Regions from separate parts of the Mus musculus genome. Here region 2 is linked to region 1. Evidence: chromatin loops called from intact Hi-C (ENCODE). Cell type or tissue: heart. All regions are shown on one strand. Links, peaks and the distances in the headings refer to the core of each region. The heading gives the core; the rest is flanking DNA.

Region 1 (16,281 bases), core at 5,418-13,417:
GTTCTCTCAGGGTAGTAATACAGTAAAAAAAAAAATGGCTGTTGGCATATCTGCTTGTCAGTCATTCGTCCTATGGACATTTTAGTATAATGTTGCTTGACTATCCCTCAGCAGAACATGAGTGCAGATCTTGCAGGCGGTAGGTGGTCTCAGAGTCCTGTCTCAGCTTTCTCTGTTGGGCTCTGGTATCTATCGGCACATTTGAAAGACACAGGGACAGGTATCTTCGAAGAGTTTACCATCAGGGCAGACTAATTGTCCTAGTTGAATTCCCACAATAACTGATGAGATAAACTCAGTACACAATTTGAAGTCATCTTAAAAATGGCACATCACTCTTGTATGCACCGGGCGTGGCAGGAAGTGGTCAAGATTACACGAGATACTGTGTTTTCCTTGAGAAAGGTATAAGAAGGAGATCTGTTGGAGGTGACTGATGAGTTGGCCACTACTGGTCTATACTCTGGGGTAATGCCTCTTCTAGGCTGCTCACCATGTTTCCACATATCCAGAAATCCAAGTGGGGTACCCGTGGGAGTGTGTAGTGGGTTGAGCAGTTGTCTACCTGTCCTGTGAATACTAAAAACAATATCTCATTTCTTTGTCTTCCTAAAGAGTTGGTAAAAGTGGCATGTGTATAGCTGGGTCCCTCCTGGGTACACTTTGCCATAAGCCTGTTTGCTTTAAAAGTGTGTGTGTGGCAGGGTAGAACACTTGAGAAGGTCAGAGAACAACTTTGAGGCATCTCTTATCTCCTTCCAGCAATATGGGTCTCTTGTGAGGCAGTTGTCGGCATCTCTCCACCTCCAGCCAGTTTACTTCTCCTTTTCTAGACCAGGGAGTGGGAGAATTTTTTAGGCTACTGGTTTTCCAGCAACCCTGTTGTCTGCTGTGATAAAACACCATGACTGACCAAAGGCAACTTGGGGAGGGAAGTGTTTATTTCAGCTTAACAATTCTCAGGTCATGATGAAAGTCTGGGCAGGAATTGGGAGGCAAGAACTAAAGGAGAACCATGAAGGAATACCGCTCTTGTCTTGCTCAGTCTGCTTTCCTATACAACCCAGGACCACCTGCCCAGGAATGGCACTACTCCTAATGGGCTGTGCCCTCCCACATTAATACATTAATCAAGAAAATGCCCCTAGAGTTGCTTTCAAGGCAATCTGATGGAGGCTCCTCTTTCCTAATAACTCTAGCTTGTGTCAAGTTGACAGAAAACCAACCAGGGTGTGTGTGTGTGTGTGTGTGTGTGTGTGTGTGTGTGTGAGAGAGAGAGAGAGAGAGAGACAGAGAGAGACAGAGAGAGACAGAGACAGAGAGAGAGAGAGACAGAGAGAGGAGGGGCATGTACCAGATGTTGGCACTGGGTATTTTCCTTAATTTCTCTCTACCTTACATTGAGCCGCAATCTCTCTTTTTTACTCCAGCACTCACTGACTTGGCTACTCTAGTAATGCAGCTTGATCCAGGATCCCGTGTCTCTACTTCTTATGTTACATAAGGGCCCACCACTCACCCCTTCCCATATTTATGTGGGTACCGGGGAATTCAGACTTCGCTCCTTACACTTGTGGCAGGTGCTTCACCCACAGTCATCTCTCCAGCACCAGAACTTGTCTTAAGCTGGACATCGTAGTGAAACTCTAACCTTGAAGTAGTAACCGTGAGTCTATCTGACACCCACCCTCTCAAACCCTTAGTTCTACTTTGCCCTTTCGCTGTTCCATGGAGTATAGATTGAGAAATTGCCATCGCCATCCCTGCCTCGGGCAGAAGGCTAAGGACATCTCAGCATTCCAGTTATAGTTCTGGTTCCTGATGTGTGTTTACCTGAGCAGAAGACTCACAGAAGTGACTGTACCTCCCCTGCCACATTCTCAATGAGTAGCCCCCTGAAAGGTGTTAGTGTCAGCTCTAAAGGTCAGCCGCTGCTCCTGGCTACTTCTCGGAGTGACTGTAAGCTCAATCATCCCCCAGGTATGCAGACTCTATGCCTGTTTTCATCTTCACAGGCAGGAAAAGGTTCTGTTGAACTTTAAAAGCAAGGGAATGATGCTTCCCTTGGCCTCTGGGGGTTTTTCAGATCTGGTACAGCCTAGGCCTTGACTTCATGGAGCTGGTATTCTGGGAAATAGGAAGCCTTGTGCTAATTCCCTTGTCAATTTCCCACAGCCAAGACTCTGCAGTAGACAGGAAACAGGGCTCAGAAAAGAAAGAATAGCCAACCAAGAGTGGTTATCTGGATTACCCTGAAGAGTTCCATGGAGGTAGACCCTGGGCAATGATTGGAATAGCTCTGTGTCACCTAACTGAAGAGGGAACATTTGCTCAGGGGCCTAGGGAGAACATTTACTAGGCTTCTCTGGAAAGACCGTATTTATAGTTTGCTCTAAGAGGATGGCTGGTAAGAGAAGCCAAGCTGGAGGCAGGGACCTAGTAACTGAACTATGACAGTGTGGCAAGAGGGCTAGGCACCTGGGCCAGGGGCTCCCTCATAGTCTGAGCCCTACTCAGGTGGCCTTCAGTTGTCCCTTATGGCCAGCCTCCACTGATGTCCCCTCTTCAGCCCACTGTGTCTGTTTGGGTCTCCTCCTCAGTGTTTTTAAACAAAGAATTATGAATACAAGTTATGTTTGTAAGTCTGTAAAATATATGCTAGAACTTCTGAACTTGTCTGTTTTATGTGTATGGGAGTTTTGTCTACATGTTTGCCAGCATGCCAGATGGCATTGGGTTACTTATAGACAGCTGTGAGCCATCTTATCAATGCTGGGAATTGAACTTCAGACATCTAGAAGAGCAGCCAGTGGTCTTAGCTGCTGAGCCATCTCTCCAGCCCCCTGAACGAGATTTTCAGTAAAACACTCAAAACATAGCTTTTTAAGAGCTGGGAAGTAGCTGAGTCAGCAGAGTGTTTGCCAAGCAAACAGTAGGGGGACCTGAGTTTAGATCTTAGACCATAGCCCCAACATGGAAAGCTGGGCACAGGGGTGTGTGTCTATAACCCTAGTGCTGGAGAGATCCCTCAGGGTCCCGAGGCTGCTTTAGGCAGCGAATATACCTTGCCTCAGAATAATAAGGTGGAGAGGGAGGGAAGGAGGAGCAGATGCATCCATGCAAACACATGCAAGCACACACACACACACACACACACACACACACACACACACAGAGAGGGGGGGGGACGACCCAGAGCTTAGCTGGAAGTGTGCATCAAAAGTAACCATGAAGCTTTTACTTAAGTATAAAAAAGTCAGTACACGATCAGGCATGCTTGCTTATATCTGTAATCACAGTACTTGGGACGTAGGAGGACTGAATTATTTAAGGTCAGTCTCCAAGGATGACCATAGCTACATCTCAAACACCAACACACAACACCCAGGCTTGTCTACCTCACAGGTGACTTTTCCTTTTCTTTAAACAAAACACTTAATCAAGCAGAGAATCATTATTCTATCCTCTTTCTAATTTCCTCCAACCTCTCTTCTTCCCTAAGTAAACTCAGCCCCCTCCCTCTTCCCTCACCTCCAAGTCTTTCCTTTGTCACATTAGAAAATAAAGCAGCTGAGAAATCGGCCCCCTCTTACCCTGAAGTTGAATTCAGCTGGCTGTCCTCACTCATTGTCTACCAAGAGCTCTTGGTGTTGCCCTGAGCACCAACATCAGACAAGTCGTTTACAGCGGCCTCAGAAGACTGATCTGGTCACTTGGGATGGCCCCAGATGCAGGCCGTGATCATGTGAGAGAGATGCAAGAAGAATGTGGACTAGGTTGGGATATAGCTCAGTGGCTGAGGGCTTGCCTGGCGTGGAACTGCATAAGAAGAAGAGAAATAGGGAAAGACACCAAGAAAGAGTGCATCAGAGCAGAAGAGATGGTGTGGGCCACTTCCAGGAGACACTCAAGAAGAGCCCATGAAGACAGCTAAAGGAATGTTAGAAATTCACACAATCGAGAGTTTATATTATCTTGATCAAAGTGCCTAAGAAGAAACAAAAGTGCTTGTCTTCAAGAGGATGCCTTTCCAGTTGGGACCTAGCCCTTCTGACCCATGCATGGTTCTTCTGGGGTTGGGTGTGTTTTAGGTGACCCACAGCTTTATAGCTGTCCTGATGTGGTCGGCAAAGATAGACGCATACCATGCAGTAGGCAAGTGGCCTCTGGGTCCGTGGTATAGCATTGGAATTCACAGACGCCATCTTGGAGCTAGCTGTCTGATTTGTCACCAACTGCATCTGCTTCAGCAGCATCTGCTTCAGCTGCATCTGCTTCAGCTGCATCTGCACTCCTTTCCTGTATTGTGTAGATACCCTTGTCTCCCGCAGCTTAGAATCTTACCAAAATCTCAGATTGGGTTCTAGGAGACAGCACAGTATAGGACCAGTTTGTAATATTTGAAATTCTTTGCTGCTCTGAAATGTTTTCTCTGTGGAGATAGCAAAATTAGCCCTTTCTGAATCTCTATGAATTGAGACTCAGCCTGGCCTGGAAAAAGATGGCAGCTGAATTTTCCATGTTTTATATCTTTCTTTCCGACATGGAGTTGTACACAGAGTTTCCCTGCTCTGTCTCTCTTTCCCCACACAAGATATCCAGAGGCATCATGGCAGAGACCACAGGACCCAGACGTGGCTCTGGAGATGGCGTACTGCTGCCATCTTCCTTATGAGAGATGGATGGAGTCAGGTTTGTGTTCAAATGATGGCACAGCATGAGGAAACAGGAAGAGGAAACAAGGCCACGGCTCTGTTCTCACCTTGGCAGGAATCTGTCTTGGGCAGAAGGTTTGACCATGTCTTGCCATGGCCCGCAATGAAGAAAAGCTGATGGTGCTTCCTTGCAGCAGTGCAGGAAAGGCGGCTTGTGTCTCTGTTCCATCCAGTGATTGACTAAATTATCAGCTATGTGAGCTCTCCTGGGGCCATGTTTTCTTGTTGTTTCATTTTTGACCTGGGGCCCTTGTGACTGGATTTTCAAATAGACCTTTCTTTCCAGTAAGGTATTCCTTTCCATAAGCGAGAGCTTAAAGTTCACATGGCTGGTTTCATTCTTCCAAGTTTAAGAACTCCATGGAGCATTGCCCAAGTGCAACTCCGCTGCCTGCAGTTGGTGTTGCTATGCCAGGGGAGGCAGACATGCTGTGTTCCCTGTGGTCCCCTGGGCTGCACATGAGGAGTGGGAACTGAATAGAACACAAGGTCCCAAGCCTCGATTGGAACCTGCATCCTCCTGGCCATTTCTTAGGTTTGGGAAACCATGCCGGCCTCTTCTAGGTTCCAGCCTTCAGGTTCTTTTGCCCACATGACATGAGTCCTCTGACCTCATAGGTACTTAGCTGATGTGGGAAGGAATTAGAATCTCCACTGGGAATGTGGAATGCAGGGTTGACTCTGTGAGCCCAAGGCTGGATCTGTTTGCCTTTCTGTTCTGAGCCAAGCCTGGAAGAGTTTGTATGGTAATAAACGGAAGCAGCTCCATTCTGAACTGAGAAATCTCTTGCTTGCTAAGCAATCCCCAGTGTCTATCAGAGAAAACTCTAGAATAAAGTTGGTAACCAAGATTGTACAGTAAAGGCTAGAGCTCCTGAGCAGCGCTAGATCATAGCAGAATCCTGGATGGTGGGCCAGTGGGACGCCATCTTGTCTGAGCTTAGCTGCCTTTGTCTCTGCTTTAGCAAAGAGGCAATAAGGGCTTACAAAAGCTTTGTGATTTGCATGGGGTGGCAGATCTGACCCTGATCCTTAGCCCGTCTGGTGTCAAAGCCCAAGTTCCTCACAGAATGATCCAGAAGGGTTCACATCCCTCACTGAAGGTGCTGTGCATGGGCCCTTTCTCTGTGAATTTGAAGGCTATGGCAATGTGAGGGCTTAGCTCTCACGCTAGAACTTGAATGCCAGCTCCCAGACAAAAGGGCAGTGAGCAGGAAGGCACCTTTTCCTCAGCTCCTAGCTCCAGACCATAGCTGGCCTACATCCTCCATTCCCAGGAATCTCAAGGCTCACCCTCCCAGCTCCTCATCTGCAGTTCTTTGTGAAAGCCAGAGGCCCACATCAGAAAGAAAAGATCCGCCATGGACAATGACACAGTGCTAAACATAGCTCTGTACATTTGAAAATGAACAATGTGTAAAAGCCTTGAAACATTTTTTCTTTGATGTGAATGGAGTCTTCGGCATTTTGAAATACAATGCAATGAATTAATTGCTCCTCATTAGGCAGCAAGTCAGGCTGGGGCTGAATGCACGGTCCGTCCCTCCTCCACAGCGCCGTGGCCTGACCAGAGCTGCCCCTTTTGTATTTGCTCCCGCCTTCTGCACTGATAAGCAAATTAGAGATCATGGCTAGAAAACATTCAAGTGCCCCATCCTTTCCCCAGACCACCTTATGTTTCTGTGATGTTTATCTGCTCAAGAGTCACGGCTAATTATTGCAGAGGTCACGTGAATCCACACTGTCCTCGATTAGAAACAACATCTGCAAAAGTAATTCTTAGAGTAGTATTTTTTGTGTTTTGTCTTTTTCTGCTGGGAAAAAAAAATGTGTTTTTTTCAAGCAAATTGCTGTTTTCCCTCTCGTGTTACAATTTTATGTTGCTGGGGAAAATATGTTTGCAGCAAAGCATTTAGTAGCTCATGACAGCTCTTTTATTCCATGGTCTCTGTGACTTTATATGTATTATTTTTTTTCTTGCAGTGTTACTAATATTTCCATATGAATTTCTGAGATGATAGTTCATGAGTAAATTGACCTGCTAGATGGTTTGTCTATACACACTGTATATTCTATATATTAGAACTTTACAGGCTATCTATATATGCTGTGTATAGCATGCACTTCATTAATGGATGGCAGCTGTGATAGATGGCATATGGGAGCGTGCGCTCTCTTTATGTTTATTACCATCTAAGTTTGTCTGTGGACAGTGTGGAGAGCCGAGATCATTTGCAAGCCAACTGGATGCTGGCAAAGCAGGGAAAGGAGGGATTAATCTGTGCAATAGCCAGAGGCTAGTACATACAGGCTGCTCTTCAGCCATGTGCATTCACATTGCTGCCTTCCCAACATATATGTTACATACAGGCATTTCCCTGACACCATGTCCATTGTGATCACGAAGGAGAGGGAGGCAGTCAGCGCAGCAGAGCTCAGCTTTAAGAAATAGGAAACCCTGTTTACTTACTAACAGGTTGCAAGGTTCCAGGCCAAGGAGTTTATGAGTGACTCAGCCTGCTGGACTGGACAGGGGCAGTGAGGCAGTTGATTGTGTATGGCATCAACTGAATGGTAAGGAAGAGAGGGTGGATAATGAGACTTAACCTCTAACCCAGAATTTACCACCTTTAGGCAGTGTTTGCTACTCTAGGGGAATCGGTAGGTCGCAGGCTCAAAAGGAACAGAGAATGAACTTGTCTTAGGATTTCCCTCTGAGACTTTTATTCTTTTGTGTTCCTGAACACACACACACACACACACACACACACACACACACACACTCTTTCCTGGTGTCTAAGTCAGATAGAGTATAACTCAATATTGACTTCCTGCAGTGTTTCAAGATAAAACAGTTCTCTTACCCTTTGTAAATCTCATCCTCACCTCAGAGACATCGAGAGATACAAATACATCTTAGAGTGAAGTTAATTTGGTGTGTGAGTGTAGCTCACATTTCTTGCATGCAGCAAGACTTACTGCAGCCTCTATTCTTTTTTTTTTTTTTTTTTTTTTTTTTTTTAATGAGGGTGAGAGGAGCCAACAGATAAAAGGCCAGGATATTATCTTGTAGTGACACGGGCAGGCAATTTACCCAGGTTTGACACTTAGGGTGATAATTTTTCCAAAGCCAGCCACGGGTCTCGGGGCTGCAAATGACAGCTGAGAGATCATCTTTCTCAACTCCCATCTCAAGGTAAGAGGGTCTGCGGACAAGTTCTTTTTTTCACAGAGCCCTGCCAGTGCTTATTATCTGTCTCCAGGGTAACTTTAGATTTTACACCCCTCCAACCCACACATAGCCCTTTTAATTTTTACATGTATATTGTAGATGAAGAGCCACTGCTGTGAAATTCAATGAATAGGTAGGAATCATGAGAGAGGACGTTTTAGTCCATTTACAGGAAATTGCTCATTCTCAGGCAGGTGGGTCAAGTGCAGGAGCCACTACTTGAGATAAAATTTCCGTCCCATACTTAGCTGCCTGTCCTGACAGACAAAAAGCCAAGAGGTGCCCAGATTTGAACTATGTGGTTGCTGCCGGTCATTGGTTCAGTGGCCTTATAGAATATAGTGTGCTGCTTATAATGGAATTCACTGGCCACCCTCATAGTTACAAATACATTTATAATGGAGCCAGAAGATGTAAGATGTCAAGGTGAAATTCTTCCTAAGTGAAGAAAGTAAAAGGTGTCATGTGACCTGCCCTGGGTAGGGAAGAAGCCAGGCGCTTGATTTCCTAACAGAAAGCACTGGGTGCTAGAGAGCCACAGAAAACAATAGCTCTGCTCTCCTGCCTTTGAGCTCTGTGTTTATTTATGCACCTTCCAGACAGAGTAGCCAGTAGTCATTAGATAGATGAATTAGATCATGCATGCTCCAAGGCTCTGAGAGAGTCCAGGTCCCTGCCCCCACCCTCACTGATTTCCTTGTTTCAAAATGTGGCTGGGGCCATGGCTCAGCAGGTAAAGGCACTTGCTCGCAAGCCTGACCTGGGTTCAGTCAGGGACTCACAGTGAGATAACCAGCGACTACAAAGTGTCCTCTGACTCTGTATGTGGGTGCATATATACCTGGTAAATGTTTCCAAATTTTTTAAAGGAAAACTATCTAATTCGTCATGGATATTTTGATGAACCTTTGAACATACCTAGCAGAGAGAAATGTTTCTAGCAGGTGCTCATGTCTATAGGTCTTAGAGATTCAAGGAACTTGTTTTTAATCCAGACCTGGGCTATGGTTTTTCAGGTTGCCCCACTAACTAAAACGCACCAATCATATTCCACACTGGGTCAGCATCTAATAAACACAGGGTCTCTGAGGGAGAGTACATGGCTTTCTCATGAAACAGGGCAAGGTCCTGAAGCAATTTTGTAGTTCTTTAGAATTCACAGCAGCGGGGCAGGATAAAAGTCTGGGATTCTCTTTTCCAAACTACCCCATTCTGGGGCCCAAAGAGGATGTGAAGCCTGCCCCAGTGGCCATTCCCTGCCATTACCTCAGTCTCAGCAGATTGCCCCAGAGAGCTTTTATTATAGCCTCTCACCAGGGGTTAAGTGGCTTCGGGGCTGGAGTCCAATGTGATGGCCGCAAAGAAAACCTAGCCAGTGTGCATTGGTGTCAGGCCTTCCTCACGGTGTAGAGCCATACTCACTGCTCATGCATTCCCTGCTGAGATGGGTGGGGCCAGCTGAAGCCACTGGGCTTTCAAAGTGAGTGGGCTGCCACTGCCACCTGTGTGTGCTCAGCTAGGGTCTGCTTTAGGATAACGTGTGTAAGCTTCCAGTCTATATTAAAATTCCATTTCCGTGTGTGTGTGTGTGTGTGTGTGTGTGTGTGTGTGTGTGTGTGTAAGCTTCCAGTCTACAATAAAATTCCATTCCTCTCTCTGTGTGTGTGTGTGTGTGTGTGTGTGTGTGTGTGTGTGTGTGTGTGTGTGTGTGTGTGTGTTTAATAATAAATTTTACCTGGCATCATCAACTTCAGTTAGACAGGCTTCAGGTTAGAGGTTTGATTGGCTGGCCAACCAAACCTGGCTTGAAGGAGTGCCTGCCAGTGAGAAGACAGGAAGCACCATTCTTAGTCACCGTAGGCCTTTGTAGCAGGGACCAGCAAGCAGACAGGCATCCCCAGACCTTCACTGTGCCCTTGATGCAGAAGCTGCCATAGCATGCAGATATTCCCGGTGGGCAGATACAGCCTGGAGAACCAGCTCGGGCTCACTAGCACTCAAATACAAAGCGTAGACGTGGGAAAATGCATGTTTAGCTCCTCCTCCTTCCCCTCCTCCACCCCTTCTCATTCTTCCTCTCTGAAAAAAAAAATATTCTGTAACAGAATATTTTTATTCTTTGAGAATCTGTCTCTTGACTTCCAGAATGTTTTCGAGCCTGATTCTTTTTCAGGCTTCCCTTGACCTTCCCTTTGGCAGCTCGGCCTGTTTACTCCTCACCTTTGGTTAGCTATGCAAACATGGAAGCTGCCTCCTGGCTGGCGTTTCTGTTGTGCTTCAGCCACTGTCCTCACCGTAGACTCTTGAGTGGCAGCTGGATGGGAGACACTACAGTTTGTGTTGGTGTTACTACTCTGTTCCTGCTCCAGGGACCTCTGGGTTCTGAGTGTATTCTCAACTCTGCGTGCATCCATGGGTCCCGCCACACACAATGCCTGACCAGTTTCATCTATAATGGGGATGCCACATAGTCCCACAGCCAGGGAGCTGGGTGGTCAGTTTTGTCAGTGGTGACTCAGCATCTGGATAGCATATCCCTAAAGTGCAAGAATTGACACATTTGCATATGCATTTTTTATGGCACATGAATGTTGTGTTTATATACATATGCTTTTTTTAACTAAAGAAGAAAAATAACCCTGCCTTTGTACGCGATCCTTTTAACAAACTGTTTATTATTGTATCCAGGTAACAAGCATGGTAAGTATGTTCTCTAAACTGAGTATTCTGTATTTTAGCTGTGCTTGGCAGATTTTTTTTTTTTCTTTTTTGGCTAGCTTTGTGTTACCAATCTTGGCTTTGTAGAAAAGATCCATTTTGGAAAGGAAACACTGTAGCCTCCCCCACACTCTGAGCTTTGGTAAAGGAACCCCTGTAGCCTTAGCCCCATAGCATGTGCCCCACAGCATGCTGCTTGGCTGCTCCCCTACCCGTCTGCTGCTTTGTGAGCTGCCCCTCCTCGGATGTCTGCCAGGGTTCCTGGGCCTGGAATGACCTCAGCAGGGGCCTGGCACTGTGGCCCAACGACAGCAGGCACCCAAATAGTGCTCTCTTCGATCTGTGGATGGCCCTACCCCCTGCTGGTGACCTTTCACTTGAAAGTCGGGTCACCCCCGACCCCTGGCATGATAAGCCCTTGAGAATTCTTCCGGAAGTAGAAACAATGATTATATTGTTAGACTTCCTATCATTGGAAAAAATGGATCAAGGGTTTAAAACCCAACCTGGCCACCAGCAGCTGCCTGCTAGTAGCCCTAGTTCTGAAAGCCAGAGTCACTGCCTCCCGGCCGTGTTGATTTCTCTCTGTGCATGTGTGCTTTCATGGCCCCCGTGTGGCTCTGTATTTTAGTCTTTGTGCTCGTGGCTGTACTGTTTAGCCCGCATGGTAGACATGTGTTCTCTATTAAGTCAGTGTGTCACTGTCATCTTCAAGGATCAGACTGCCAAGGACAAGGCCCTGCAGCACATGGCTGCCATGTCATCAGCCCAGATCGTCTCGGCTACTGCCATCCACAACAAGCTGGGGCTGCCTGGGATTCCACGCCCCACCTTCCCGGGGGGTCCGGGGGTAAGTTAATACTGGAACCACAGCATGGCTGTGATGGCACAGCTACCCAGGAAGCTGATTTAGGAGGATCACAAGTTTGAAAGCCGACTTGGGCTATGTAGTAAGTTCAAGGTCAACCTGCATAACTTGATGCAACCCTGTCTACAACTAGGATAAAAAGGGACTGAGGATGTAGCTCAGTAGTAGAGCATTTGCCCGTCATGAGTGAGGTCCTTAGGACAGTCCACAGTATCACTGAATAAAAGATAGGTTGGTAGGTGATGATAGGTGATGCTAGGTGGATAGGTAGGTAGACAAAGAGATAGGTGATAGATGAGTAGATAGAATAAGAGATAGATGAAGCGTGGATAGAAAAATAGTAGGTGGATAGATAGATGATTGACAGATGATAGATATGCAATGGATGGACAAAGGGAAGAGAGATGCGGTAGAAAAGAAGTAAAGGAAGGAGGGGTGGAAAGGAAGAAAGGAAAAGAAATGGAAATAAGAGGGAGAAGAAAATAGTGAAATTTAAAGGCATGAGATTAAACTATCTTGTTTGTGGAGTCCCATTTAGTTGCAACCTGCCTCTTTTACTCTTTTTCTTAGTTCTCAGGCTCCATCTCTATCCCTGTATTATCAGGGTTATTTTATAGCAACCAAAACCCACAGAGGCAAAATGCTCTTTTTAATATTTTCATCTGTCAGCTCCCAAAGGCTGAGAAGCTATCTGTTACATCCGGTTTCACTCCAGAGCCATCTTCAGTAGTCTCAGTTTCATGGCCATTTTACAGATGACAAAGCTGAGTTTACTCACTTTGAGGCACCATGTGACTTGGTCGTTTGGATAAGCAGCAATGTCGGCATTCTGCCAGAGGCCTTAGGTATGCTCACAGCAGAGACGAGTGTCCTAGTTGCTTCTCCACACTTTGACATCTTTGTTTCAAAGTCTGCATGTTGTTCCCTTGGACCTTAGGAGCTACACAACTGTGGGACGTGCAGGAAGCCCTTGCAGAATAAGCTGAAGTGCTTCCACATTGCCTCTTGGCCTTAGGAGAGTTTTCAGGACACAGTGGCTAAAGGAAGCTCCCTGGAGTAGGCTGTGGTCTTGAACACAGCACTGACCACATCCAAACTCCAGAGATCTGGTGTTCTTTAGCAGAGGCTTCAAATTTGAACATGTCGCACAGTGTGCTCTGATGAGAACTCATAACCCTGAAGCCTTTGCTTCTTGCCTTCCAGTTCTGGCCTGGGATGATACAGACAGGACAGCCAGGATCCTCACAAGAGTAAGTCTTTGAAGGCCCCAGACAGCAGAGGCTAGGCAGCCCACTCGGGGGAACATTTTACGGCACCAGGCTTTCTCAGGGATGATGGGAGATGAGACAGTCAAACGGAAGTCTGACTTTCTTTATGTTCTAGGACATGGAAATGGGACCCACCTTTGAGAGTTAGCAATGGTATAGATTCCTTTTTCCCACCTTCAGTATTAGCAGTGACATAGCTAGACACTTGAATTGGGTCCCTTATCCTTCATGGCTTTGGCTGCAGCACCAGGGTCTTCCTTACCTAAGAGAGGGCAGCAAAGATACTGTCTCTTTCCATTGTGACTGTCCCTGTGATAGGAGTGTCTGATAGAAAATTCCAGAGACCCCTTGAATCCAAAGCGCAAGCTCAGCCCACAAGAGCCAAGGGCAGCTTGGGGATAAAGCAGAAAGGGAATTTTCTTTGTATGGCCTACAAAGAAATGTTTGGCCTAGTGGTCTAGAGATGGGAGACCCTGACTCATGGCCTCCTAAGCCCTCCCTAGGCCATGACAGCTGGCCTTGGTCTGTGCAGGGATGAGAAGTACGCTCTATGGGTACCTGTACACCTCCATGGTATCTGCTACATTGGGAAGCCAGGCTAACCTCAGTCCAGCTTAGTTCACCACATCGTTGTGGGTGTTTGTACCTCAGCAGCCTGCTGAGTGGCCTCTCCTTTGGAAGTAGAAACTTCCTTTAGGTAAATATAGCTCCGCATGGAATGGGCATCCCACTGCAGGCAGGGATCCAGGCAGGTGGGATGATGGGAGAATCCTACTGCAGGCCAGAGCCAGGCCTGGGCAGTAGCCACTACTGCATCCGTAATTTTGACATGTCAACCATTTTTCCCCAGCGTCAAGCCCTTTGTGCAGCAGGCCTACCCCATCCAGCCAGCAGTCACAGCCCCCATTCCAGGTGAGTCTCCCTGCTTCTTGGATGAGGAGTAGGTGAGGGCAGCCTGGCCTCTTTTGTCCCAGTGCAGTGATATAGGTCTTAGCCACCAGCTGCCTCTCTTCTTTTCCCTAAGGGTGGGTCGTCTTTGAAGCTGAGAAAAGACCCAGGCATCTCCCACCAGGCCCTGTGTTTCTTAATTCAAGAGTTCTTTCTCTGGGGCCTAGAGAGACAATTGCCATTGTAGAAGACCTGGGTTTGTTCCCAGTACCCACATGGTGGCTTACAAACATTTGTTTTTTTTTTTTAAAGATTTATTTATTTATTATATGTAAGTACACTGTAGCTGTCTTCAGACACTCCAGAAGAGGGAGTCAGATCTTGTTACGGATGGTTGTGAGCCACCATGTGGTTGCTGGGATTTGAACTCTGGACCTTCGGAAGAACAGTCGGGTGCTCTTACCCACTGAGCCATCTCACCAGCCCCACAAACATTTGTTAATCCAGTTCCAGGGGATGCAATCAGTGTTCTTTTCTTACCTGCAAGCATTAAGCACACACATGGTGCGCACATATATATATATATATATATATATATATATATATATATATATATATATGCAGGCAAAACACCTAGATGATAAAAATAAGTAAATAAGAATAAATTTTAAAGATGTATGTATGTATGTATTAGTTTGTTTGTTTGTTTATTTATTATGTGTACACTGTAACTGTCTTCAAACACTCCAGAAGAGGGCATCAGATTTTTGTTACGGATGGTTGTGAGCCACCATGTGGTTGCTGGTATTTGAACTCAGGACTTTTGGAAGAGCAGTTGGTGCTCTTAACCACTGAGCCATCTCACCAGCCCAAGAATAAATTTTAAAACACCCCTTTCTTCCAAGAGCTCCTTCTGTGGGACTGTCAGGAAACAGGAAGCCTGACCACTTTCACTTAAGACGCCGGGCCCCACTTCGAAGGGGAAGTTGTTGCGGTTACTTTCATCATTAGCTACCAAATCATACCATCCAGTCAGACACAGATTACTTACGCTTTCTTAGGTAGTGAAGTTCAGTTCCCTGTTGCTTCCCTCCTGTAGGAGAGGGCTTACATGCAAGCTCATAGCAGAAACTGAATCTAGGTGACCCATCTGATTCCCCTTCTCCTGGACCCGGACACCCAAATTGTGCTCTCAGCTGAACTTCTTGAGAGAGTGCATAATCCTAGATCTACCCTTTCAGTGCCCCTAGTCAGATACACACTCCACGGTGCCCTGTGTTTCTGTGAAGCACCCTGAGGGAATGTTGTATAGTGTTGGTGAGCCAATAGAGACAGTGCACTATGGGTCCTGGCTTCACGGCATGCTTTCACAAACAAACGTTTCCCTAGAGGCTTCTGCCATTCTCAGCTTGCTCCCCAGCCAGACCCTGTAACCCAGGATTAGCTGTCAGTATCAGTTGCTGTGGCAAAATATCTATGCAAACAATTGAAGAGAGAAATGGTTTGTACAGTTTGAGGGTATAGTATAGCCTGTCCTGACAGTGACGTCATGGAGAGGGAATATTGATGTGCAGCTCTCATCATCTTTTTTTTTTTTTTTTTTTGGCTTTTTGAGACAGGGTTTCTCTGTGTAGCCCTGGCTGTCCTGGAACTCACTCTGTAGACCAGGCTGGTCTCAAACTCAGAAATCCGCCTGCCTCTGCCTCCCAAGTACTGGGATTAAAGGCGTGTGCCACCACCGCCTGGCTCTCTTCTTTTTTTTTTATGTTGTTCAGGACTGGAGCTGTGGGGTAGTGCTATGCACACTTAAGGAGGGCCTCCTTTCCTCTGCTTCAGTTAAACCAGTAGATAGTTTACCATGGTGATTCTAAGTTTAGTCAAGACAACAATAGGCATTGATCATCCCAGTGTCCCCTGCCACAGCTCTTTTTTTTTTTTTTTAGATTTATTTATTTATTATATGTGTGTACACTCTAGCTGTCTTCAGATACTCCAGAAGAAGGCATCAGATTTTTGTTATGGATGGTTGTGAGCCACCATGTGGTTGCTGGGATTTGAACTCAGGACCTTTGGAAGAGCAGTCGGTGCTCTTAACCGCTGAGCCATCTCACCAGCCCCCTGCCACAGCTCTTTAACCTTACTGGGAGCTGGTTTCAGGATGAGCTTCATGCAGTCTGCTTAGCTGTCACTGTCCGCAGAAGCCCCAGCCTGAGTGCCACCAGTGGAAGGATTTCCCTTTGGGGTCCTCTGTGTTCAGAATTCTGCCCCGTTGAGGTCTGCAGGGAGGTATATGCACTTGTGTCAAGGTGACAATTGTTATTTCAGGGTTTGAGCCTACGTCAGCCCCAGCCCCCTCAGTTCCTGCCTGGCAGGGCCGATCCATTGGCACAACCAAGCTTCGCCTGGTGGAATTCTCCGCTTTCCTTGAACAGCAGAGAGACCCAGACTCGGTGAGTATGCGCAGAGGGGTGTGGCTGACAGAAAGTGCTTCTGTGCCTGCTCACATCTTCACCCTGTGGTCTCTCCCTTATTGGCCCCTTCCCTTACACCTGTGTGAAATGCCCTGTGTAAAAACATGTGGAGCCACCAGGC
Region 2 (16,281 bases), core at 3,809-11,808, 48 kb before region 1:
AATTCCCTAGTACAGGATGGCTGTGTGGTGCTGGCATCGTTGCTGGTACTTAGGGGCATTTTTAAAAATTAGTTAACATATATGAATGTTTTCTTTTCCCTTCATTTCAGTCCCCTCTATTACCCTTCTCCCCCTTTCCTCCCTTTGTCCCCCCCCCAACCCTTTCTGTGCTGGGGATCACACAGTGGACAAGTGCCTCTTGGATGTCTCCAGCCCTCTAATCCTTCATTTAAACATTACACTCTGTTTCTCTCATCTTCATTTCGTGTATGTTATAGGAGAAAGAAGGCCTAAAGGAGTAGCCTTACTTTGTAATCCACTGGGTCAGTTTTACAGCATTGGACTTTAATGAGTCAAGACTGCCCCACAGACAAGGAAATGGCTGGCCTTTACTGTTTCTTGACCACTAACACATTGTTCTCGCTCTGATGGGAGTTTCTTAAGGGGAGTGACAGTGTCTCTCCCTTACTATTACTGGAGGTAAAAGGACCCAGTGAGCCAGTTGGTGGGAGCTCAGCCCCGTGTAGTCAGAGAAGGGGGTGAATTGGCTGAGGGGTCATGGTGACAGCTCATGAAGGGTGCTGCCTGCCACCCCATATAAAATCCTTCATCAGTGCAGAGCCTTGGGACAAAGGTCTGAAGAGGAAAAGTATGATGGTGGATGTGTCGTGGTCCAGTTTGAATGCGGTATGCTCAAGGCTTTCGCCTTACAATAATTTCCTTCAGTCCTTCAGACCCCGCTGCTGTTAGGGAAGAAGAGCAGGCTGTTCACGGCACCCTTATGGTTGGTTCTATGTCACCCCCACTCTGTTCACCCACGGGCCATCTAGAGCTCTGGTCTATTAGCACTTTGTCTTGTGAGAAGAAAGGCACAGTTGTATGGCCTTCCCTCTTATCCCACTCCCAAAGCGTCCTCCGTCTCACCCAAACCATGATCTCAGAGGTTTACAAGTCAGACGTGTCACGGAGCTGTTTGGAAGCAGTTGTCTCCATTAGTGATGAGATCGAAACACCCCAAAAGAGGGCTTTGGAGTCGGAACTTGGAGGGCTATTAGACATGCTTGGCTTGAGGGGGGAAGTGCAATTACAGGAAGAATCAGAACACAAAGTAGTGACTGTTCACAGTCATAGCTGCTCTTCTTCCAAGGGGCTGGGGGCAGACGGGCGAAGCCCCTTGGTTTGTTTCGGCTATGGGAATGTGAGTGCTGTCTTCCCAGATTAACTCTCTTCCTTATCATCATGGTTCATTGTGCTGTGGATGTCCACGCATGAACTGAAACCAGTACAGGCAGTTTCAAGGTGACAGGAATCGTATTGCAAGTCAGGTGGGAACAGAAAGTATAGTGTCTAGTGTGTACAGTTTTAGCTGCTTCTCTTTCAGATATTGGCTATTGGCGGAGGAAGGACTGAAGGAGAGGGAGCATGTACAGCCCTGGTTGGTGAGCCCTGTTCCTTCCTACCTGGCTTGTTTTGCTCCTACCTTGGCGTTGAGGAAACGGTGGTACAACTGGTCATCTGTGTACTGGACTCATCAAACACCGACAGAGTTACTCAGGAAAAAGAACTTACAACAAGTTATCTTGTATTTACACTATACTAGGCATTCTAGTGAACTAGGGGTCATTTAAAGTGTACAGAATATTTCCAGATTGCTTGCATATGTGACACCATTCTCCAGAAGAAATGTTAGCATTCATATTTTGGTATCTAGGGTACTCCTGGAGCTGGACTTGAACCCAGGCTTCAGACCCTTCCCAAATTAGCCCCAAATATGCAAGGTGTAATTCCTCCACCTGATGCATTCCTGTTCATTTGACAGCCTGTAAAATGTGATGTCACCACAAGAAGAACACTTTTTTGTGTTCAAATTGCCCCCTGTGCTTCTTGCTATTTACTTTCCATTTTGGTGTGTGTGCCAGGTGTGTGTGTGTGTGTGTGTGTGTGTGTGTGTGTGTGTGTGTGCGCGCGCGCGCATACATGCATGGGGAGGCCAGAGGCAAGACATGGATGGGTGGTCCACTCTCTGCCTTATGCCTCAGAATCCACCTCTCACTCTCCACTCCCTGCTGCTGTGACTATAGGCATACCCAGCTTTTTACATGGGCCCTGCACTCAGGTCCCCATGTATGTAGAGCAAGTGCTTACTGAGCCGTCTACCTCGCTTCACTGTGGAGTCTTGACTGGGATGAGCACAGAGGGGAGTAGCTGGGGAGCCATATTGCCTTTCTTTTCCAGAGAAAAGATCTCATGTTCTCCAATCTCGACGGCCACAGGGCAGGAGCCTAAAACATTTCTTTTCTCTGCTATGTACTTTGGAGAATGGGGTGTGTGGAGCAACTTGAGTTTCGGGAGTGCCCTGGTTCTGTTATCAGTATGGCTGCACAGACAAGATTAGCCTCCATATTAGTAACACCCGGCCCGGAGAACCCTGCAATTATCTCATGATTTTATCTAATGACTGCTCTTTTCAAAGCTTATTGGGGTAATCTTCCGAGCATGCCTGATTACATGTTGTACAGACGAGTGAGCTGAAAAAGCTCTTCAGGACCTAGCCTGGGTTTAATTTGCAGTTTTCGCATTTCAAGACAACATTTTTAGTAGGTAATTGTCCAGTATTTTTTTTTTAAGAATATATGTCTCCCCCAACCCTAATTTGGAAGCTTCCACCCCCTTAGCACATCTCCCCTGTGACTGAGAGCTGCTACTGTCGGTTGCCCCTTGCTTTCCTCGCCGGGTATCTCTGAGCTTTTTAGAAATTTTAATATATTTTTACTAAACATGTAGTAATGTTTTGCCTGCACCACATGCCTGCCTGTTAGATCCTGGAGCTGGGGTTATAGACAGTGAGCCAGTATTGATACTGGGAGTTGAACCCAGGTCCTCTGGAAGAGCAGCCAGTGTTCTCTTAATCTCTGAGTCTCTTTAGGAACTAATGGCAAACAAAACCTTCAAGCACTTGGTGGTGGAGGAGATGGTAGAGGAGGTGGAGGAGGTAGTGGGGCAATGAAAGTGCTGAGTACCCCCCAGCAGTACCCCTGGGGCAGGTTACTAGGTCTCTTGAGCCTGGAAGATGTTTCCATCTCTTAGACCGGGCCTACTTTGAAAGGCCATGTGGGAAGCCATCGTAGAAGCCATTTGGAAGTAATCTGTAAAGCAGGCCAGAGACATACTTCCCTGACAGCTGCCCGGCTGGGGCTCCTGGAGATCTCTTTAAGTGACCCTGGTTCAGAGGGGCTTTCTGTAGTGGGGACCTTTGTAAGTGATGGGATGGGATAGCAGGCACGCAAGTTCTTTCCATGGACAATGCATTCTTTCTCTTAAACCATTCAGGGGATGGCAGTGGTGTTTCCTGGAAAAAAAGCTTTCAGAGAGAGGAAGATGGGCATTCCTGGACCCTAGCTGTGTCCCCAAACTGGCTCTGGTGCTGCAGAGACAGTCATGAGGAATGGACGGTGTGGGAAGCTAAGGATTGACTGCCTATAGTCACAGTGAGCGAGTTCATGGAGAACCAGGCAGCTCTCGGGGAGTCAGAATTCCTGCAGAAGCTGGAGACTTCCACCTGCTCCTGGGGAGCACAGGGCAGGGTGGTTAGGATCCCTCAGTTTCCCAAGGCCCTGTGAAGTGTGAGCGCCCATAAACTGGAGAAGGAAGCCTTAGAGTTCTGTTCCATTTCCAGCTTCCTCAGGTCTTTACCTCTCCTCCTAAGGGACTACTTATATTCCTATTTATTTTCTACGAAGTCCTTGGCTGTAATGTCTGGCTTGTTTGTTCACCCTTGTATTTCTGTCTTAGATGTACTCCACTGTACAGTAGAATGCATGGCCCTATGATAAATGCAGACTCTGGGGTTTCGGGTTTCTAAGTGTGGAAGGTATCCAGCTGCAGTGAGCAGCTTGTCTAGTTGTGTAAATAACAGTTGTCTTGTGCAGGTTCTGTGCAGGGATGGAGTCTTGAGTGTGTCAGAGCGAGAGTTAAGCCAGCAGTCACATCTGAGCATGCCCCTTGCTGGGCCATCTAGACTTTGGCCTTTTTGAGAGGAAAAAAAAATCTCCGGAACTAGTGTGTTCTTTCAAACAATTTTTTGATGGTGTCTGATGGATGCTGTTTCCATCCTAGAATTAGTTGTGTTTTGTTTTACATTCTGGCTGTTTGGTAAGATAGAGATTGGTGCGTAGAAGCTGCTAATCGAGGCTCCTGCTGCTCCTCTTTGCCCTCCAGACCTTTCGGACTCACTCCCTCTTGACTCAGGGTGGTTGAAGAGGTTTCCTCTGCAATCCCAGTCCTGGACTCCCAAGTGTGTGGACAGCAGAGACTGTGCTTGGGGCCCTATTTCTGTTTTCATAGGATGAGGCCATCTTGGACCCTGTTGAAGAACCTGTGGGCTGGCAGGCCTCTTCTCAGTCTGCAGCCTCCCCGGCTTAGGCTGCCTTATCTTTGCTTGAAGCAATCCTTATGTAAGATGTTCTGTTTTTGTTTTGTTTTGTTTTTTTAATACTTATTTGTTAGCAACTTTATGCTTTTGTCATCTGTTGGCTCTTTTTGGTTCTTAAAGTTGAAAACATGTTTTGATTTTTTTTTTTTAAGTTTTCAAGTATATTTTTCATTTGTGGTGTGCTCATGGGTCATCAGTATAAGAAACTGTTTCTCCAGTTCTCTAGAGAAGCACTTGGGTAGCTGACTACATGCAGATGATAATGGTGATGGTGGTGGTGGTGGTGGTGGTGGTGGTGGTGGTGGTGGTGGTGGTGGTGGTGGTGGTGGTTGCAGCTTCCTCCTAGATTCTGGAAGGCAAGGTGCAAATGTCCTCTCTTGCTATACTTCTGACCGAAATGACAGTGCAGACTCAGAAATGAAATGATGGTCATCCAGATTATAAAGAAGTGACACTGTTCTTATTTCTTGATAGGTTGGACTGGTATTGAGAAGTCCTAAGACAGACAGACAGACAGACAGACAGACAGACAGACACACACACACACACACACACAATTGTGCTCAAAGAGCAAGTTTCTTTTCTTTTCTTTCCACCCCCTCCCCTCCCCAAGATAGGTTTTCTCTATGTAGCTCTGGCTGTCGAACTCACTCTGTAGATCAGGCTGGCCTTGAACTCAGAAATCTGCCCGGCTCTGCCTCTCAAGTGATGGGGTTAAAGGCGTTAGCCACCACTGCCTGGAATTTGTTTGCTTTTTGAAGCAGGGTTTCTCTCTGTGTAGCCCTGGCCGTCCTGGAACTTTCTCTGTAGACCAAGCTGACCTCAAACTCAGACATCCACCTGCCTCTGTCTCCTCAGTTCTGGGATTAAAGGTATGAGTTGCTACTGCCTGGCAAGAACAAGACTCTTATGAATAAATTTAATGAAATGAGTATGGGCTTCAACAATGAAAGGTGTCTAGCTTTGTTGGGGGGGGGCGGGGAGATGTAAGCAAAAGCTGTTCCATCTTCATGGAGTGCAAGACTCAATGCTTTCAAAACTTAGCACATAGCTACAGCGATAGGCTGTGCATGCTAATTGTGAAAGCTAAGACAGTTGAGCAGAATTGAGTGTGCAGAAATAAACCATTATTCATTCTTGCTCTTTCTACAGAGGAGCCAGTGCAATTCAGAAGTAGTAGAGTTCAATTCAGTCGTCTTCCACAAACCCTACTAGGAAATCGGGTCACCATACACACAAAGACAATTCTAGAATCTTATCTTACATTCCATATACAGAATATAGTTAAAAATGGGTTGTAGGGCTAAGTAGGATCTCTCAGAAAAACGTTGTACCGAATCTTTATGACCTTGAGGGAGTGAGAGTGCTTAGATAGAAAGCTAGACCTGGAACTACCCATCTTCCTTCTGGGATATTTGCTATATATTTATTTTGCACAACTGAATGTGTATTTATGAGGGGTGGTATGCATGCCACAGTCATGTGTATAAGTCAGAGGACAATTTGAAGGTGTCTCAATTTCAATCAGGCGGTTAAGCTTGACAGTAGGCCATTCCCCCCCCCCCCAAAGTGTGTATGTATATATGTATGTATGTATGTAGCACTCATTGGAGCTGTCTGGGCTATTCTAGACTTCTGTCATACTTTAAAAAAAATTCATGAAGCCTTTCTGGAGAATTGTATATTGGATTACATTTTTTAAATGTTATCTGTGAATTCCCAGAGTATGGGGATCCATGGTATCTTTGGTTCTTTGGCAAAGATTATATGTGTGATTTTCAAGATGTTATGAGTGTAAATTGGATACAGCCCAAACAAATAAGTGATCGAGACGGGATAAAAACTAGTGTGGATTCAGAGTGCGTCTCACCTCTCAGCTGCTCAAACTTCAAGCTCATCACTTGATGTCATGCAAGAGAGAGAAAGAAATTATTTTTCCTGTAGGGCTGCTTTAAACATGAACTGGAAGAAATTTTGTTTAAAGGGTTAGTGCTGGGCCTGGCAGATAAAAACCCATTATTCATATTGCTGAGCAGTCGGGGCTCAGGTTCATGGGCTTGGGGATCAGAGCCTAGGGGTTTCTGACTCAAGTCACAGCTCCCATGTTTTTCCTTTTTAGAATGCACTTCAAAGGCCGTAGCAAGTTCTCCTGTCACTGCAGACTTGATTTCCTTTGGGCTGTAGCTATCCCCATAGCTTAAATTCATAGAGTAACTAAAGCCCAGGAGGGAATTCTTCTCAACCCTCTGTCTCCGAGAATCCCCTTGGTGGGGTTGGGAGGTGCCACTCTTGTGATCTGTTGTTATTGTTTTGGAGGCTGTGAACCTTCTGGGTAGAACCCAGTGGAGTTTCCTGAGTGCAGAAGAATTGAGTGAATCAAATAATAACATTTAGACTCATTATCTCCAGTGACATACGACTTCCCCGGCGTTATCACTCAACCTGTATAGTCTGACTCCAGCTAGCCTGTGAGTTCTCAGTGGGGTACTGCACCTTCTGATTGTCTGTCTGCATCCCTTGCATAGCAAGGAGACTGTCCTGGCATTTTCTGAGTATCATAGATGAAGTAATAGGCTCACATCTGTGTCAAATTCAGAGCCTTAAAATTAAAAGTCTCTTCTTTGTGCTTTCAACTGTGCTGGAGCAGGATAGCGTGATCAAAAAGGAAAGCCATGTAAATGAGGGGCTTGGGGACACTGCTCTTCAGGGAGGGTGGGGATTTGAACTTGGATCTGCAAACTCTGGGTCCTGAGGTACCCACTTCTCTACCTTGCAGCTTCTTCTGGAGACTACAGGAGGCACCAGAAAGGTGAAGATTACCCACTTCCATGTTCAGTGAGAGAATGAGGCAGATCTGAGGTCCCATTTCTCTGAGCCCTGGATAAACTCTCATGGACATGCTATTTTGTTGTAGGCTCTCTTTGTGTCATGGTGACTTGGGTGGATGCTTTGGTCCCTCCCCCACCCCTTTGGCACAGACTGTTCTATCCCAAGCCAGTGAGGCAATAAATGAGAGAAAATGACCCTTCCTGGTCATAGAAAGTGGCAGCTGGTGAAACCTGAAGACTGTGTGTTCCAGAAGGAGAGGTGGCCACAGTAGAGTGTGAGGCTCTACTCACACACTTTGCCTGAAGAATGTTTACCTTCTTCATGGTTGTCAATAAACGGTCCTGCAAACCCAACCTTGGCTCTGTGTATGTGTCTCCTGCCTGTGTGCCTGTGTAGATGCCCAAGGTCCATGTTGGGTGTCTTCCTTAGTGGCTCTCTGACCTTATTTTCTGAGCCTGAGTATCTCATAGGGCTAGAGTTCACCATTCAGTTAGACTAGCTGGCCAGTGAGCTCTGTGTGTCCTGTCTCAGTGCTGGGATCTGGGCCTCACTCCCACACCACGGGTTAGGTGCTATGGATTTGCTAGGTCCTTCTTTCTGCCTGAACCATCCCCCTAACTCCCAGCTTGACTCTTAAGGGCAAAAGGTGCCATTGCTCCAGGGCCACTCCATGGATGGAGACCTTTTCCTGGCAGACACTTGATTCACAAGGACGCTAATTATCCCTTCTTCCTCCGGCGGCTCCTCAAACAATCATCCCGCTTGTTTAGTGCACAGTGTGGTGTTGGAGAGTTTGGCCTTTTTGTTTAACTGTATGTTCATATTGTTCTTTATGTACTTAGTTTATAGCTTATGCAGCAGACATTCCGGTCAATTAGCTTCTTGTCCTGCAAACTGGGCGCTGCTGGGCTCCTTTCTTCCTATGCTGTGTGGGTTGGTTTCAAGTTACAGGGTTTTTATTGGCTCCTCTTTGCTGAACCCTGGTTTCCAAAGCCTGGTGTTTATGAGCTGAGTTTCTTAAAGGTACAGTTTCCTTTTTTTTTTTAATGAGTTGCAATGCCTAGCACATTTGAACAACAAAAATGAGGATATGAGGTGTATTTGGAAGTGTGTGTTGTATGTCTGTGTTTTAAAAGGAACATTCATTAATAAAAATTTTAAGTGAAAGCTAGGAGGAAATCGGCTCAAGTAGTGGATATAACCCTACCTCCTACTCACAGCCCCATTAAAGACAGACTCTCACGTATTATTCTGGCTGGCCTTCATTTGTAGACCAGGCTTACCTCAAAACTCCACAGAATGGAGAATGATCAAGAAGACATATGGCATTTGGGTCTCCATATACATGTACCTATATACATGCAACACACACACACACACACACACACACACACACACACACACACACACACACACACACGACTCTAAGTGAATGAGTCTCACCTTGGGTTTTTTTCTCATTAGTTTCAGTCAGCCCAGGAAACCTTCTTCTTGATTTTCATTTTTTCCTGTTCACTCCACATCTATCTTCTCTTTGGTAGGATTCTTGCCTTTTGTTTTCATCTTGGGTTTTTGGAACCTGCCTCAAACACTTGGGAGCAAGATGGAGTAGAATGAGCTGCTTAAATTCTGTTTTGTATTAGGCACCAGTTCTACAGATGATACCATTATGGAATGTACGCAGCATCACTGAAAGTTTGTATTGCTGTTTAAATATTGGAAAGAAAAATTTATGTTTTTCCCCCCTTTTCACTTTCTGGTTGATTGTTTGTTTTGACACAGTCTGGTGTAGCTCATATAGCTGAGATACTGGCCTTGAACTCACTCCTGCTCCTCCCATCTTTACCTCCCAAGTGTTGAGATTGCAGGTGGGCACCGCCATGCCCACACCATGCCTTCTGATGCCTTACTACCTTCACTTTGTTGATGCTGGTGAGTGTGTCATAGTGCAGGTGCATTTGGAGGTATTGTTTCAGGGTTGTCCCCCCAAACTGAAGCACAGCACACAGCATTTTACACTGGTCTATTTTGAGCCAGAATAATACCCAAGTTTCTACACGATAGTCTTGGCTATACCATTGACTTCCCACAGTTTCTCATGGTACCCAGCCCAGAAAATCTATGAGAATTTAGGAGTTACTCATCCCAGCATCTCCTTTCTATTCCCTTGTAAGTTCTCTTTGAGTTTCACTCATTGGGGGAGACTCTTACCCATCTCACTGGGGACTGCCCTGGACATGGAAGGTAGGTTGGAGGTGATGATACAGAATTCTTCTGAGTCATTAATGCCAACTGTGATTGGAGCATAAGGCACGTCTCATCCCAGTGCCTTTGTGCTGAGGGTTTGTTCTTATTCTTGCTGATTTTGAATATAAATTGGTAATGTTCCTTAATGCCCTTCTAGATTTGTGTTCACTAAGCTCCGTTGTTGCACGAGAAATGATGAGGTATGAACGTGAGGTCTGCAGCTCCTTACCACCCCTTGGTAGACAGGATTCACAATGTACAAAACACTGGAGTCAGCGTATTCCAGTACTACCCTACCCCGGTGTCTGTACCTGTCTTGTTCTTACACAATTCCTGAGATAGGAACATAACATACGGTGTTACCATCAGATTGCAGAGACCATTTCCAGTTCTCTGAACCACCCAGTATGGCAGCCAAGGGCTTTTAATGGACAGTTTGGATGAGGGAGAGGTTTGCTGAGATGGGTTTGTGGAGGTGTCTTGAGATTGAGCACTCAAGAGGGCTAGGCCCTGGAACATAGATAAAGTCCGGGAGCCAATAGAGAAAGGATGTGCAAAAGCCCCGCCCCTGTGCTCTGTGAATCAGGGGATTATCCTTGGAAACTGAACAGAGTCTCAGTGAATGATGTCCTGGTTGAGGGTGAGAGAGATGAGCTAAATGAGGGCAGAGGCCAACCCCATTGGCAGGAGCAGCCAGTGGATAGACAATGTGATCTGCAGGTGGGGAGACCTAGGTAGGTTTGAGGGGACTTGGCTCACTCTTCACATTTCTTGCAAATTCTACTGCTTATTTCATTAACATCTTTAGTGGATTCTGTTTTTTTTTTTTTTTTTTCCTTCTTTCTCTACGTAGCCCTGGCTGGCCTGAAATTTGCTCTGTAGACCAGGCTGGCCTCAAACTCAGATCTCTCTGCCCCTACCTCCCAAGTGCTGGGATTAAAGATGTACACCACCATGGCCCGCTTTTTAGTGGATTTTAACATGTTGTTTCTTGCATTCTGGTATCATTCATTTAATTTCTGAATTCATGGACAAGCTGCTCAGCTCTTTATTTCTCAGTTTATGTTGTCCATTGCTTTGCAGGAAGTAAGACAGCTTCTCCCTGATGGTCTTGGCTGTCCTACTGGGTGCTCTGCTGCTGGCCTGCAGTTTTGATAATAACATCCTTAACTTCTGGGCTTTGTAAGGACTCAAGGCTGAGACTTGGTCTCTCCTCATCATCAGACATGGGGAATGATGCTTCAGGTCCCAGGGCCTTGGCCCAGAGGACAGTGCTGGTCTCTCACCGCTGACTGAACCCTTTATTGTTAGATACCTCCTGCTTTTGTGATTTAATCAAAGCAGCCTGCATTGTGTTCTCTGAAATGAAATGCATAAACATCAATGTCTGCACACAGAGGTGTTGTGGCCAGCTCAAAGAGAAGCCCACCTAGCTGGCATGGGCAGAGCATGGGCAGCACTCAGCCCACGTGTCCACTGAGTCTTTCCTCTTTCTGTTCTGTTGTTGGCTGAGCTCCAGCTCTGCCAGGTCCGTGTCAGATCCAGGATGCAGGGCTGGGACAGGAGACTGCTGCTTACCCCCCCCCACCACCCCCCACCCTGTGGGGGTCTTTTTCTGACTCAAATGCACTCTCTCTTCCCTCTCCCTCTTTTTTCTTATATGGACCAAACTTGCCTTGAACTTGCAATGTAACTGAGGATGATCTCTCTTGGTCCGTAATCCTTAAACCCCCAGCTGTCAAGTGATGAGATGACAGGTATATTCCACTGTGCCCAGTTTGTGCAGTGCTAGGAATAGAACCGTGGGCCTTGGGCCTGCTTTGGCCTTCGATCCATTTCCCTCACCATTCTCAGCCCTGTCTGTAGCTCACCCAGCTCATCTCTGGTTTCTTCTGTGAGTTCTTCCTATGGAGAGCTTGCCTTTCCTTGCCCTGCCCAGCTGAAAGCTTTCTCCTTCCCGAATTCCCCCAGTGCCGGCCTCTGATCTGACATCTGCTTTGTTTACTGTTAATTGGCGGCACATACTCCCCTCTCACCCTCTGGGCGGATGCTTTACCTCATTATCCTGCTGTCTCTGAGATCTTGCTCCCTTATAGTCAAGAAATCCTTGTTCAGATTAGTTTTGTTTATGGGGTTTGTAGAGGGCTCTGCCACTCCCCCCTTGGAGTCATGATAGTCTAAATTTCGCTTATTAATACTTACACTGACCTTGAATTTCACTTTACATACTCTTGTTTCTTTACTTTGAAATAGGTAACTAAATAGAATGTAAGGTGTAGGCCATAGCACCTTTAAATTGATATGCCAGGCGGGAGGGGCTTTCCAGTCCTCAATAGGTGGGAGAGGATCTGCAGCTCAGCAGGGAGGGAGTGGCAGGTAGACCTGTTTCTCTTAGTCTTCCAGGGAGCGAGCACACTGGCTCTATCTTTAGGCATTCCAGTTTGGCTCACAAAAGTGTATTAGGTTGCAAATTTTTGTTTGTTTACTCCAAACTTTCCTTAAATGTTCTGCACCTTAATACATCTGTGTCTTTCAAAGGATTGTCATCCCTAAATTCAAAGTAAGCAAACAGAACATGAGAAGAGACATTGTCCGATGGTTCAGTTAAGAGGTTCAGAGGCAGCCGGGCAGTGGTGGCTCATGCCTTTAATCCCAGCACTTGGGAGGCAGAGGCAGGCGGATTTCTGAGTTCGAGGCCAGCCTGGTCTACAGAGTGAGTTCCAGGACAGCCTGGGCTACACAGAGAAACCCTGTCTCGAAAAAACCAAAAAACAAAAACAAGATGTTCAGAGGCTGATGGGATAAAGCAGTAGGTAGGTCCTTGTGAAGCCAAACATGGTGACTTAGGTAGGTTCTCAGTTCTCTCCCACCCCTCTCTTGCTGTCTGTCTCCGTCTCTTTCTCTGTCTCTCACTCTGGACACAACCAATATAATTAAAAAAAAAAAAGAATACAAGATGTTCACAAGAGTTATAGAAGATTTGGGAGAACAGTAAAGTTTTTGGTAAGAAAGCAGTGTGCCCCCAGGGCTCTGCTGAGTCTCCACACTGTTGGTGAGATGGCTTCTCGCCTCTTTCTAGCTGGGCTGACATTTCCTTCTGTGTTTTGCACTAATCATTAATAACTATACTGTTGTCACAGCTCAAAACTTTCCCATTGACACTTCAATCATTTTGTAAAGATCTCAAATGTTCAACCTTTACGAAGCTAACCTTTTGTACCCTATTAAAATGTAAGAACCGCTTGATTCCCAGTGAATGCCCTGGCTACTGGATCATGAAAGTGTTAGCTTGTGCCAAGGGCATGAGGCAGTACACTTGTTCCCTTTTAACAAATAATAAGAAGTTTGACTTTTCATTTACACATCCTGCCAATTGCTAACAAGTTTCCATCTCGTTCAAACACCAGATTGATCCTAAGAAATTGAAAATATTGATTTAACCCTCCGCCTGGTTCCTACTGCAGGCACCTGCTAGTGCAGCCTTCGCACATCGCAATTGCTTGGCCGTAATTCCTCAGGGGACCACTAATAACTACCACATCTGTCTTTTCATCTTTCGAAATTATGCTAGCAGTTGTCCAAGTCAATTGTGATTCATTTGATAGTGCTCTCCTCCAAGACACACTGCAACCAAATAGACTTGCTCACCAGTAATATATCTGATGACATAGTTAGCTCTCGTTAATTGACAGAATGATTCAGGCTTTTATGGATGGCATTAATTGGTCCCTCGTGTCCATGTAATAATTGACCAGACAGAGGCAGCAGCATTAGCTCTCATCCAGCCAGAAGAGTTTGGAGATGAGGTTAATGTAGTAAGGATGACAAAACGTCTGTATTTTTAATCAAGACTTTATCAATGAGTTGAAGGAAAGAAAAAAAAGAGAGAAAATATTCAGGGAGGAATTCAGATAGTCTTAATTATGAACATTGTGTTCTAGCCTGCAGAGAGATGCAGCAGAGTGCAGCCCGGCCTCCTCTCTGCTCCTCAGGTGTCCTAGGATCTAAATGATACAGGGCTGGATGCCCCTGTACCTGAACCAAGGTGACGTAAAGGAGAGCCTTAGGCAGCTGTTTGTGAAATTTGTTTTTAGGAACTTGACATCAAGGCCTGTAAAATCGGAGCATGTAGGATTTATCGTCAAGTCTCTTGCTATGGAAGATACCCAGAATGTTCCATCAGCTTCTTGAAACTCAGTTGTCTCCTGTCACCATGTTTCTAGGGAAATAACCCCAGCCCACCATGGTAGAGTTTTTTCCTGTGTGAAAGTGTGTCACAGTGGGGCTGGAGAGAGATGTCTCAGCAGTCAAGACTGCTTGGTTCCTGGCACCCATGTTGGGAGGCTCACGGTCACCAGTCTCTTCAGCTCTAGGGGATCGGGCACTCTGGTGCCCTCTTCTGGCATTGACAGTCACTTGTACACACCTGCATATATACACGCGTGCAAAGATAAAATCAAACAAAAATTAAATGCTGTTTATACCGTAGCCGTGTGGTTCACCCCTGCTGCCTCCCTGCCCCGGCCTCTTTTATCATACATAGTTACTGTACAATCACACTTGGCAATTTTAATTTATCCTGGTTTTTTACTTGGCATGTTCTTGGCATGTCACAATAGCCGTTCTTGATTCTTTGGTTTTCAAAACTCCTGAGGTGCCTCCACAGCATTTTCTAAACCAAATTAACAGGTCCTTCTTTGTGTTTACCGGTTGGGTACTTGTTTCACAGAGAGTACCTTGAGCTTGCCTTGGGCAAGGCTGTGTTTGAGGACATGACACATGTAATTATGTAAGGATTTAATAGATGTTTTTTGTTTGTTTGTTTGTTTTTCAATTGAGTTGCAATCGTTACCTTTTGAGGAATGAGAATTTGAAGTTTGAGTCCAAGAAGGACAGCTTGGATCAAATTAGATATTGTGAAATCCTGTGAGTAAGTGGTTGGCTACCAGCCCTGGGACATTATTACAGTGTGGAGTAAAACCATCTGAGGTATGGGAGACGAGTCGATGACTCCGTGGAGAGGAGAGGACAGGGTGAGGTTTAAGTCAGAGCTGATTCCCCCCCCCCCCCCCCGTGGTGAGTAATAAGCTTCAGCTGTTCACCCTAACTTCGTTATGTGTGCTGTGGGTGTGACCTGGAGGTAGCCATGGGCATCTGGCACTCAGCATGGGTAGTAGGGTCTGATAGACCAGGCTAGCATCAGTTGATCCGCTGTGCTATGGGGCAACATGGATCTCAGGCTCTGCTTCCCCATCACAGGGAATGTGATGCCCTGTGCCTGAAATTGTTAAACACCAGTGAAAAGACTGCCTCGGGGTACCTGGCAGATTTTCCACAAGTGATTCTTGGCGCTGATTAGACATAAGGCTCTTCATTATAGGGACGTTAAATTTTTTAATTACATTGTACTTACTCTGTATGCACACACTCCGGTGAGCGCCACAGTAGGTGTATGGCAGTTAGAGGATGACTTGTGGGACTTTGGTTTCTTCCCCTTTCAATCTTGTGGGTCCTCGGGACTGAACTCAGGGTGTCAGGCTTGGCCACAAGCACCTTTACCCATCTCATTAGCTGCCGAGAACCGTGAACTCTTTCCTGGTCCTCCTGCCTCCCCTTCCTGAGTGCTGGGACCACAGGTGCGTGCTGCTATGTCTGTTCAGTGTGGTCCTGGGGGTTCAACCCAGGCCTTAGTGCATGTAGCTACATCCCCACCTCTTTAAATCCTACCTCTAGTTGCATGTGGCTTCCACTGTCTCAGAAAGCATGCCTTTCTTATCCAGTATCCAACAGCTGCCCTGAATGCGAGGGGACCAGCAAACTACGCTTTTCTGGGTTTTTGTTTGTTTGTATGTTTGTTTGTGACAGGGTCTCCAGTATGTGGCCTTGCCTCTCTCTGGAATTCATAGAGATCCACCTGCCTCAGCCTCCTGGGAATTAAAGGCATGTACCACCTTGACCTGTCGACCCTTGCTTTTCCTACTGGAAAACATGCACCCCCTCTGTGTGATGGAATCTCAGAGGCACTGTTGCAGGGAAGATCTGGCAACAGCTGTAGTGTTAAGTCGTGTTAGCCTAGGCGTTATTCCTCAGGGTGTTTTCATACTGGTAAGAAGTTGCATTTGTTTCTCAGTGGCAAATGGTGAAATGAACAGGTATGCATTAGCCCAATGCTGTCAATCTATAGTGTGTGTCAGAGCAGTACCATATACCACATGCCTCACCATAAAGCTATCAACCAAAACCCAAAACAGTTTCTTAAATAAACAAACAAACCCCCCCAAAATCTTGTCACCTGTTCCTCCTCTTGTGTTTTTTTGAGTAATGGGGCTTTCTATTGTAGTGTGATGGAGTTCAGCCAGAATGCTAACTCCTTCCTCCCAAACTGGGTTCCTCGGGGTACAGGATGGGAGAATAGGTCCAAATACAGAGAAGGCCGACACTTGGGTTAGAGCATTTGGCCTCAAGAGGTAGCCAGAAGGAAATCATTACCTTCTGTTGGGTCAATGAGAGTAGTCAGAGCTTCCCTCTTCCCTGCAGTGCTTGGAGCAGGCTTGCTTTCATGCCTTGACTTTGTACTTAGAAGCTCATGAAGGTGATGTGAACCAGCTGCCAGTCAAGCTGTATCTACCTGCGTGCCCCTGTGGTGCTGAGGTCGTAAGTGTGCTCCATCACATTGGCTTTTACATGACTCTAGGGCTTGTACTCAGGTCAGCTCTTCTGAGCTGTCACCCCAACTCGAGACTGTCCCATGTTTACTCTGGTAGTCCCCACAT

Evidence for each region. Hi-C counts contacts between places; a loop is a spot of excess contacts. Peaks named below come from ENCODE experiments on the same cell type or tissue, not always from the same donor. Only the 100,000 strongest peaks of a DNase experiment are listed, where the experiment ranks them.
Region 2: a loop joins it to region 1, with 2.0 times the contacts of the local background. A loop is called at or near these places in 3 of 42 quality-filtered maps.

Annotation. Positions count from the first base shown.
Region 1 is chr7:112,845,418-112,861,698 of GRCm38, forward strand. It overlaps Tead1 (TEA domain family member 1), which reads left to right. Exons shown (of 13, transcript NM_009346.4): 5 at 10,636-10,647; 6 at 11,381-11,515; 7 at 12,737-12,783; 8 at 13,652-13,713; 9 at 16,015-16,139. Among named protein-coding and RNA genes, the nearest start is that of Rassf10, 100 kb to the right of the region's middle. In heart, for the core only: CTCF peaks have their summits at 9,193 and 11,037 (motif pointing left); a DNase peak (open chromatin) is centred at 10,934; H3K27ac peaks cover 1,757 bases.
Region 2 is chr7:112,799,457-112,815,737 of GRCm38, forward strand. The region is part of intron 2 of Tead1 (TEA domain family member 1); the gene reads left to right. Among named protein-coding and RNA genes, the nearest start is that of Tead1, 130 kb to the left of the region's middle. In heart, for the core only: no CTCF peak of the experiment used is centred there; a DNase peak (open chromatin) is centred at 8,145; H3K4me3 peaks cover 778 bases; H3K27ac peaks cover 2,970 bases.